2 separate regions of the Homo sapiens genome follow, and region 1 is linked to region 2. A link is an interaction called in ENCODE POLR2A ChIA-PET data of the cell type or tissue named here. Cell type or tissue: MCF 10A. All regions are shown on one strand. Links, peaks and the distances in the headings refer to the core of each region. The heading gives the core; the rest is flanking DNA.

Evidence for each region. Peaks named below come from ENCODE experiments on the same cell type or tissue, not always from the same donor. Only the 100,000 strongest peaks of a DNase experiment are listed, where the experiment ranks them.
Region 1: POLR2A ChIA-PET joins it to region 2 with 5 read pairs; 2 of 35 experiments call an interaction of 5 or more read pairs at or near these places.

Annotation. Positions count from the first base shown.
Region 1 is chr7:27,644,688-27,650,072 of GRCh38, forward strand. It overlaps HIBADH (3-hydroxyisobutyrate dehydrogenase), which reads right to left. Exons shown (of 8, transcript NM_152740.4): 2 at 4,786-4,946. LOC105375211 (a long non-coding RNA gene) reads left to right here and starts at 3,159. Exons shown (of 3, transcript XR_007060268.1): 1 at 3,159-3,243. In MCF 10A, for the core only: no CTCF peak of the experiment used is centred there; DNase peaks (open chromatin) are centred at 2,104 and 2,544.
Region 2 is chr7:27,554,354-27,559,738 of GRCh38, forward strand. The region is part of intron 4 of HIBADH (3-hydroxyisobutyrate dehydrogenase); the gene reads right to left. Among named protein-coding and RNA genes, the nearest start is that of TSL, 59 kb to the right of the region's middle. In MCF 10A, for the core only: no CTCF peak of the experiment used is centred there; no DNase peak of the experiment used is centred there.

The DNA of each region.
Region 1 (5,385 bases), core at 67-5,066, 90 kb after region 2:
CCAGGAGGTGGAGGTTGCAGTAGGCCAAGATCGCACCACTGCACTCCAGCCTGGTGACAGAGTGAGACTCCATTTAAAAAAAAAAAAAAAATCAGAAATCTTATACGCATTAGCTATCATTCCTCTATGCCCAACTTTCCCTCTTCCCCAGCGCTAAGCAACCACTGATCTACTTTGTGTCTCTATATAGACTTCCTTATTCTGGACTTTCAGGAAAAGTCTATAGTATGTGGTTTTTTGTGACTGGCTTCCTTCACGCAGCATGCTTTCAAGGTTTATCAATGTTGCAGCAAATATTAGTACTTCATTTCTTTTTATTACTGAATAATCATCATTGTATGGATATAACACATTTTGTTTGGACATTCTATCCGCTGATAGATTTTTGCGTTGTTTCCACTTTTTCGTGATGATGAATAATGTTGCTAAATACATGTTTCCGTGTGGATACAAATTTTTTATTTCTCTTGGGTATATAGCTAGGTGTGAAATTGCTGGGTCATGGCATAATTCTAAACTTTTAATTATTTGAGGAACTCCCAAACTCTTTCCCAAAGTGGCTGTACCATTTTACATTTCCACTAGCAGTGTATGAGGGCTCCAACTTTTCTACAACCTCACAAACACATTGTTATCTAACTTTTTAATCTAGATTCTAGTGGGTGTGTCTCATGGTTTTGATTTTTTTTTTTTTTTTTTTTTTTTTTTGAGACAGAGTCTTACTCTGTCGCCCAGGCTGGAGTGCAGTGGTGGCAATCTCGGCTCACTGCAACCTCCACCTCCTGGGTTCAAGCAATTCTCCCACCTCAGCCTCCTGAGTAGCTGGTATTACAGGTGCACACCACCACACTTGGCTAATTTTTTTTGCATTTTTAGTAAAGACAGGGTTTCACCATGTTGGCCAGGCTGGTCTTGAACTCCTGACCTCAAGTGATCCACCTGCCTCGGCCTCCCAAACTGTTGGGATTACAGGCATAAGCCACCTCACCCGGCTGTTCTGACTATGTTTCTACGATGCCTAATGATGTTGAGCATCTTTTCACATGTTTACTGGGTCATTCATATATCTTCCTGGGAGAAATGTCTATTAAAATCCTTTGCCCATTTAATTGAGTTACTTGTCTTATGCTGGCGTTGTAAGACTTCTTCATATATTCTAGATACAAATTCCTTATCAGATATATGATTTGCAAATATTTTATCCCATTCTGTGAATTGTTTTTCACTTTATTGATGGTGTTCTCTGGAGCACAAGTTTTTAATTTTGATAAAGTCCAATTTACCTATTTATCATTTTGTTGCTCATGCTCTTGGTGTCATATCTAAGAATCCTTCGCCAAATCCAAAGTCATAAAGATTTACCTCTGTGTTTTCTCCTAACAATTTTATAGGACATCTTTGGGGGTTGGGGAGGTGGGCCACTATTCAACCCACTAAACAACCCATACAATAGATAAATATTATTAAATTGTAACTCCGTGGGTACAGAACCACACAAGAGAAGGCAAGGGAGACCAATGATCAGTGGCTTGACTGATCTAGGCACCTTATTTTCCAGCAATCTAGTTTATAAATAGGTTAACAGGTAGCTACATTTCAGAATCATCAACACAGATGTCACATACACACACTCAAAAATGTCTTTCACATTAATTTCAAAAAGAACCAAAACTCCGAAGTCAAAGACCTTTGTTTAGACATTGGCTCTTGCTATTCATTCACTACACAGTGGTAACCCCTCCTCTGAGAGGTATACATTCCAAGACTCCCAGTGGATGCCTGAAACCACAGACAGTACCAAATCCTATACAGACTATGTTATATAAACATATAGACTATGTTTTCTGGTTTGTTTTTTTTTCTTTTTAAGGCAAGGTCTCACTCCATCACCCAGGCTGGAGCACACAGCTCACTGCAGCCTCAACCTCCTAGGCTCAAGTAATCCTCCCACCTCAGCCTCCCAAGTAGCTGGGACTACAGGCACACACAACCACGCCCAGCATTTTTTTTTTTTTTTTTTTTTTTTGAGACAGAGTCTCCCTCTGTCATCCAGGCTGGACTGCAGTGGTGCAATCTCGGCTTATTGCAACCTCCGCCTCCTGGACTCAAGCGATTCTCATGTCTCAGCCTCCCAAGTAGCTGAAACCACAGACACACGCCACCGCGCCTGGCTAATTTTTGTATTTTTAGTAGAGCCGGGGTTTCGCCACATTGGCCAGGCTGGTCTTGAACTCCTGGCCTCAGGTGATCCGCCTGCCTTGGCCTCCCAAAATGCTGGGATTATAGGCACAAGACACTGCGCCCAGCCAGTTTTTCTTTATATATACACTCCTATGATAAAGTTTAATTTATAAATTAGTCACAGTAAGAAATTAACAACAACAATAAAATAGAACAATTATAACAATATGCGAGCAACACTACTCTTGCGCTTTGGACCATTATGAAATAAAATAAGGGTTACCTGAAAATAAGCACGCGATATCACAACACCCGATCACTGAGGCGGCTAGTAAGTGACTAATGGGCCAGGGAGTGTCTGCAGCATGGAGACGCTGGACAAAGGGATGATTCACATCCAGGTTGGGACAGAGCTGGACAGCACAAGATTTCATCATGCTACTCAGAACGGCATGCAATTTAAAACTTATAAATTGTTTATTTCTTGAATTTTGTACTTAACATTTTCAGACCACATTTGACCATAGGTAACTGAAATCGTAGAAAGTGAAACTGCAGATAATAAGAACCACTATATAACATTAGGGATATTATTTAGCTTCTCCAAGCATTGGCTTCTTGATAGCACTTCTGTTGCAAAGATAAAATGAGATAATACATACAAAATATTTAGCAAAAGACCTGACACATAGTAGGTGCTCACTAAATACTGTATTAGATTCTTTTCTCTCCCTTTCAAAACATAAATATCTCCTTCATGCAGGGATAAGCCTTATTCTTAAGGCAGCCTTCCTTCATACCTACCTAAAATTAGCAACACTAAAGAAATAAGAAACTTGTTGGGAAACAGAGGTAAGCCTGGTAACTTCAGAGTATGAGGTAATTCAGGCAGAGCATCAGAAAGCTCTAGAATTCTGGGAAAAAGCAGGAGAGAGTCACAAAGCAGTGATGATCATTACAGTCGTTCCACATACAAGCTGGAAGTACTACAGGCATAGAGGGAAGAGTACCTGTGTCTGTAACAACGTAAAAGGTCACAAGCTTCTGCTTTGCCAGTCTAGGGTAATAGTCCCCATTCAATTCCTACCCCACTCTTTGGTTAAATTCTGTTTTTAATTGAAGATATTTCCTCTGTTTAGAGATCAAGTACCCTTGTTACTCTTACTAACAGATAAACCACTGTAAAATGGCAATACCAAATAGATGTGTTATCCCAAAAAGTAATAACTGTCTCCTCAAAATAACTACTAATTGGTTCATCTCAGACTGAATATCAACTTGAAATGCTCACCATCTCTGAAGATGGTAAAAGGCCGCCTTTCCCAGATTCTCTACTATACGACTGATCAAATCTCTCCAACAAGGCTACTAAGTCCCTACATTAATTAAGCCTGTAAGCCTGCTATACTGGGAGTGTAATATCCGTATTCAGAGACTGAACAGGCAGAAGCAGCCACAACACTACCCTGAAAAGTTCCAAAGTCATACTTCCATCCTCACACTATACTGCTGCAATTTCCATATGGCACAAAAACCATGGAAAGGAAAAAGATTCAGATATATAGTTCTGAAAATGGCTTCTAAGTTACCTAAAGCTGTTCTGTAACTAGGTATAGCATTTTTCAGTATTTACTTTCAAGTCTATTATCTAGAAGCTGGCTGTGTAATTTTTTTCTCACCTTTTTCTCAGGAATTTTTTAGTATTCTCTGTTCTGGGATCACACACTATCCTCAGTTACCACTCTACAACTTGACCAAGAAGAATTTCCCTCATATCTAGAAAAAACAAACTATATTCGGATACTGATACATGGTCTCCTGTAATTTGAGTTATTGATAAAGTTTAACAAATCCAAACAACTCAAGACTTAACCAGCAGATGTTATCATCCAACATGATAAACTCTGGTACCAAAATTCTTTAAACATGAATGATAGCCTAAAAACACTAGAGATCCACTATAACTCAACTCTTCATTATAGGACATAGTGTTTTTAGGCTGTCTCCTGGTTTATGGCCAATAACTAATAATTATTCACAAAGTGCTGCCATATGATGTTTTCAAAGTATGTTCACATACATTCTCTCATTTGAGCTTCACAACCTAATGGCATAGGTTGTCATCGTTCACATTTTAAGAATGAGGAAATCAGCAGAAGTGATGTAACTTGCCCCCAGTAAGAAAGCATGTATCTGAGCTTCAACTCAAACTAAGCTTTATATCTCTAAGCCTACTCTTGTTTTAAAGACATATGTGCTTTTAATAACACAGGAGGTTATTTCCACCAAACTAACTACTTTAACAGCACAATCAGTAAAGTTACTATCTCAGAAAACTGATACAGAGCTAAAACAAGGCCCTCTGACCAAATGTGCAAAATGTTCCAAGTCACCTGCCAAAGAATAGATACCCCTGAATGTCTAACGAGAACTCTCCTTTACTGCAAATCTGGATGTTGGATGAATGATTACATATATATAAAATTAACACTGAATTAGGTTTACAACTCCATTGGGTATACTTCTAAGAAGCTGTCACTTATTTGAATGTATATTCATTTTTCATTCTCAAAATCTAAAACAAATCTAAAGAAAAGGTCTTACCTGTTCACCTGCATCTTGAAACTCTTTGCAGGCATCAGGGAACACATCATAAATAATAAGTGGATAGCCATGTTTCATGAGATTTTTTGCCATTGGATTCCCCATGTTGCCCAGTCCAATGAATCCAACTGGAGTCTTTGAAGCCACTGACCTAGAACACACTGATTTCAATACATTATTTTCAATAGGGGCAAATAACATTTTTTATTGTAAACATTCATTTAATATTAGCAAGTCAATTGTTAGATTTTTTTTTTTTAATAAAAGAAACTTTCAGGAACCAGGTGCAGTGGTGCACACCTATAATCCCAGCTACTTGGGAGGCTGAGGTAGGAGGACTGCTCGAGCCCAGGAGTTTTAGAACAGCCTAGGCAACACAGTGAGATCCCATCTCAAAAATAAATAATAATATTTATTAAAAAAAAAACCCACTAACTTTTAAAAGGCAAATTTTAAACTAATGGACCTAACCACATTTAAAGTTATCAACAATGTGCAGGCAGACTAACTTCTAATTATTTAGTTTTCTGGGGCACATTCACAAAATTTTAAGCATTTTTCCTGTTTTGTACCTGTATAACATTCTTTTACCATTTTTAA
Region 2 (5,385 bases), core at 291-5,290:
TATTTTACTTTCTTTAGGCAACACGTGGTTTGTAACATTTCTGTGATTGGAGTTGGCTATTTTCCTGTAAGTTTCACATGCATCCTTTCATTCAGCATTAACAATCACAAAGTAAAACAAGGCCAATAACCAAATTCTCAGTAATCCAATTACCACCAATACCACACCCTTCTGGGTATCCTCCCATCCCTATTCCCTGTCTAGTTTGCTTGAGAAGAAAAACAGGCATAATAATCATGTGCCCTCTATTTTAAAGAGAACTGATTATTCACATGAGTTCTGTTATAACTTTGAGGGTAGGTATACAGAAGTAATGGCTGTCAGAGGAGAGAGGGAAGAGAGTAAGAAGAAATAAGCAAAAGGCAAGATGATAACCCGGCAGCAAACAGTAGAAAACTGGGGACAGCAGAAAACTAAAGATTAAGAGAAGGCTGTGCTAATAAGCTACACTTGGCTAACCAGGAATTATCTCTTTCATGTGAAAATCCCTTGAAAATGTGGACTCTCATATTTTGGGGTTGGGGTACAGTTGAAGAGGGTGCCAACTCCTACAATGAGTTGAGTATGGTCCACTCTGCCATTCTTGGTAGCCCCTCAGCCAATGCATAGCCTTTTGCAACCATTTCTGATGGTGCATTAACATAACATTAAGGAAAGGTAACTAACCAGATTTGCGTGAGGACAAAGGACACAGTACTGCTTGTATAGAGTTTGAATGCCATGTGACTGTTTCCTTATTGAGCAGAAAAACACTCCTCTGGGAAGTAGTTTAAAAATTATTTTATTTTTGGTCTACTTCAAGGACTAAAACCTTGGAATAAAATTTTTACAGAATTCTGTATATGTGATAAAGGCAACCACTGCTTAATGGTGGTAATTTAAGTGGGGAGAACTGTTCTTCCGGTTTCATGAGAACCAATCACAGCAAAAGGAACATTTCTTGCTCTACTTTTTTTTTTTTTTTTTTTTTAAATAAAGACTAAGCCAAATACATAAACCTATTATGGATAATGGCCTTCTCCCTCCTCAGCCCTTAATACAACCCACCTCCTGACTACATACAACTTGTTTCAGTAGAACACTGAGTACAAAGACAAGACTCAACTTGTCAGTTCCAAGTCTAGAGTCAAAATTTCAACTATCTATCAGCTAATTCTTACTACTGGCCCTCAGAAGCACAATGAATTCAACATGTCCAAACACCTTTTGTCCCCCTACCCTCTCCTCAAATAGACCCCAAATTGGTCTCCTGCATGTCCATTCAGTTATGATGTTACCATTACCCACTTATGGCAGCATTTCCAAATTTACAGTGATATAAATGTATAGATATGTATTATTTATTTGGATCACTTGAAAGACAATTCAATACTATGTCAAGAAGTTCAGGCATATAAAAAAAGTACCCAGCCAGTCAAAATCTAGAGACATGATTCATGCAGTATTTGCCAAAGTAGAACAGAAACAAATCCTCGTAAAAATCATGTCTATCTTCTCAAGTCAAATATATATGCATGCAAGTGTGTGTCCTGAAAGCTTAACCTGTTAGGGTCACATGATCAAGGGTAGCCAACTGCATTTCTTTCCTTGCCCTTTCTCTTCAAGGGGCATACTAAATAAACACCTTCAAGTGTATTCTGAAAACAAAATTTAAAGATAGTCGTGAATTAGAGAATACAGAAAGGATTTTAACTTAATGCAAAAAACATTCCACTTTGATAAATTACAGTATTTGAAAAAACGTCCACCATAAGTTACTAATTCTAAGACTCAGTTTTCTCACTTGTTAATAATATCTGCTTCGACAGGACTGTGAAAGACTACATAAGCAATGCTTGATACACGATAGTCATTCTGTGTCCTCTAGAAAAGTCGAGTATCTTTTTACATAGTTCACTGGGTTTCCTCTTCAGTAAACTGCCTATCATGTTTCTTTACTTTTCTCCTGATTCTTGGTCTTTTTCTTGTTAATTATAGATTTTATGTCTACTCTGTTATATATTTTGCAAATAATTTCCCTCAGTCTGTTGTTGCCTTTTAACTTTTCTTTTTGTCACAAAGATGTGTGTGTGTTTTCAATTCTTGGATCTGTTAATTTTTTAATGGTTTTTTATTATTTGTCTTGCTTCAGAAGGTTTTCCTCATTCTAAGATTTTGAAAGAATTCTCTTAGACATTTCTTTGGCCTTCTTACACATTTTTTAAAACAATCAGTTATTTAATCCATCTGCTATTTATTTTCAGTGTATGGGGTGAAGTAGGGATCTGCTCCCCACAATGAATTGTCCTAACACAATTTATTAAAGAATTCATTTCCCCACTGATCTGATTGCCTTACTCAGATTCTAAGTACCTATACATACAAAGGTCTGTTTGGGGACTTAACTCTGTCTCCCAGTCTGTCTGTTCTTGAACAAATATGATGCTGTTTTAATCACTGTAACTTTATACTGTGTTCTGATATTTATGGAGTCCTAATTGTCTTATTAAAAAATTTTTTTGGGCAGGTGCCTATAATATTTGGGAGGCCAAGGCAGGAGGATAGAGGATAAAGGAGGATAGAAGAGGATAGAGCCTGAGCCCAGGAAACCTGCCTGTGCAACATGGTGAGACCCTGTCTTGACAAAAATTTTTAAAATTAGCTGAACATGGTAACACATGCCTGTGGTCCTAGCTACTCAGGAGGCTGAGGCAGGAGGATCACTTGAGCCTAGGAGGTTGAGGCTATAGCGAGGCATGTTCACACCACTGCACTCCAGCCTGAACAACAGAGTGAGACCCTGTCTAAAAAGGAAAAAAAAAAAAATTGGCATTTTTTATTTACTTATTCTCCCAGATGAGCTTAAGGTTTTTTTTTTAAGAAATAACACGGTTTTGCATTACAATTTATATATTATCTCAAGAGAATGGACATGTTTACATGCTTTTCCAAGCAGATAAGTGGTGTCTCCATTTATTCAGATCTTATTTTGCCTTTATAGTTTTGTCATCTTCCTCATATAGGTCTTACACATTTCTTGTTAAATTTGTTAAGTACTATTCTAGACCTCAGAACCAAGAATAATATTAAACTATATTATATAGTTACATATTGTCTTAGTCTGTTTTGTGCTCCTATCACAGAATATCACAGACTGGGAAATTTATAAAGAGCAGAAATGTATTTTTTCACAGTTTTGGAGGCTGGGAAGTCCAAGATCAAGGCACCAACAGGTTCAGTTGTCTGGTGAGGGCTGCTCTCTGTTTCCAAGATGGCAGCTTGTTGCTGTATCCCCTCCAGAGGGGAGGAACATTGTGTCTTCACATGGCAGAAGACAGAAGGGCAAGCAGAACAAAATCCCTCCATTAAGCTTCTTATAAGGGGGCCTAATCCCATTCAGGAAAGGAGGAACCCTCATGACCTAATCACCTCTTAAAGACCCCACCTCTTAATATCTTTACATTGGCCAGTAAGTATTAACACCTGAATTTTGGAGAGGACACATTCAAACCGTAGCACAATATACAAGAACTAAGTATTACTTGAAGACTACATAAGATTTGTCTTTTAAAACCATCTTTACTTTGTTCCTTCTTAGTAATGGCTGTCTGAATATCTCTGGTCGTTGGAAGTTTACTCATGTGTTTACCTCTTCTTGAATCAATTTTGGTAACATTTTTTTCTAGAAAATCACCTATTTCTTCTGGACTTTCCATTTTTCTGCCCACAAACTTATAATTCCTTATTTCATCCATATCTGTGTGCAATCTCTTATCTTATTCTTGATGCTTATGGTTTCTATTTTTCTTGGTGAAACTTCTTAAAGATTTGTCTTCTGAAAGACCAGTTCTTGGTTTTATTCAATGACTCTATTTTTCTTGTTGTTAACTAATTTCCTAATTAATTCCAATTACCACATTTGTCACATTTCTCTTCTTATTTAAATAGATTTATATTTGTTTTATTCTAGTTTATTGAGTTTTAGAGGATCTGCTTATTTTCCATTTTTTGGGGGGACAGGGTCTCGCTCGGTCACCCTGGCTGGAGTGTGGTGGTACAATCTCGACTCACTGCAACCTCCAACTCCCAGGCTCGAGCAATCCTCCCACCTCAGCCTCCCAAATAGCTGGGACCACAGACAGGCATGACCACACCCAGCTACTTTTTTGTATTTTTTTGTAGAGATGGCGTCTTGCCATTTGCCAGTTGGTCTCAAACTCCTAAGCTCAAGCAATCCACCTGCGGTCCCAGCTACATAGGAGGCTGAGGCAAGAGGATTGCTTGAGTCCAGGAGGTTGAGGCTGTAGTGAGCCATATTCACTCCAGCACTCCAGCCTGGACCACAGAGCAAGACCCAGTCTCAAAAACAAAAAACAAAAACAAAACAAAACACAAGCATTTAGTCTATAAAATCTCTTCCACAGTTTTAGCTTTATAAGGGGGCCAAATCGCATTCAGGAAAGGAGGAGCCCTCATATTTTTTATGTAAAATGTTCTCATTTTCATTTATTTTAGCTTAAAACTTCTCTGATCTTAAAACTATCCAGCAGAATATTTTCAAGTTTGAAATGGTAGCTGTATTAGTTTGCCAGGGCCATCATAACAAAGTACCACAAACTGGGTGGCTTAAACAACAGAAATTTACTGTCTGACAGTCCTGGAGGCTAGAAGTCTCAGATTAAGGTGTTGGCAGGATTGGTTCCTTTGGATGGCTGTGAGGGAAGGATCTGTTTCAGGATTTTCTCTTTGGTTTGTGGATGACTGTTTTCTCCCTGTGTCTTCCCATCATCTTCCTTTTATGTGTGTGTCTAAATTTCCCCTTTTTGTAAGGAGAACAATCATATTAAATTAAGGCCCACCTTAATGACCTCACTTTAACTTCATTACCTTTGTGAGGACCGTATCTCCAAGATGGTCATATTCTGAGATACTTGGGTTAAGGATTTCAACATATGAATTTTGGGAGCCCACAAATCAACCCAAAACCACAGCTTAAAACTGTATTTAGGCTGGGCACAGTGGCTCATGCCTATAATGTCAGCATTTTATGAGACCAAGGCAGGGGGATTGCTTGAGGCCAGGAGTTCGAGACCAGCTTAAGCAAAAAAGCAAGATCTCATCTCTAGAAAAAATTTAAAAAATAAAGAAAATTAGCCAGGTGTGGTGGCCCAAACCTACAGTCCCAGCTTCTTAGGAGGCTGAAGCAGAAGCATCACTTGAGCCCAGGAGGTTGAGGCTGCAGTGAGGTATGATCACTCCACTGCAGAGCAGCCCAGCCTAGGTGACAGAGCAAGACTCTGTCTCAAAAAACAACAATAACAAAAAAACCCTATGAGTAGGGAATCACAAAAACTATATATGCCCTTGTGATTAGGGAATATGACAGGATTTTCTATTTCTGAATCT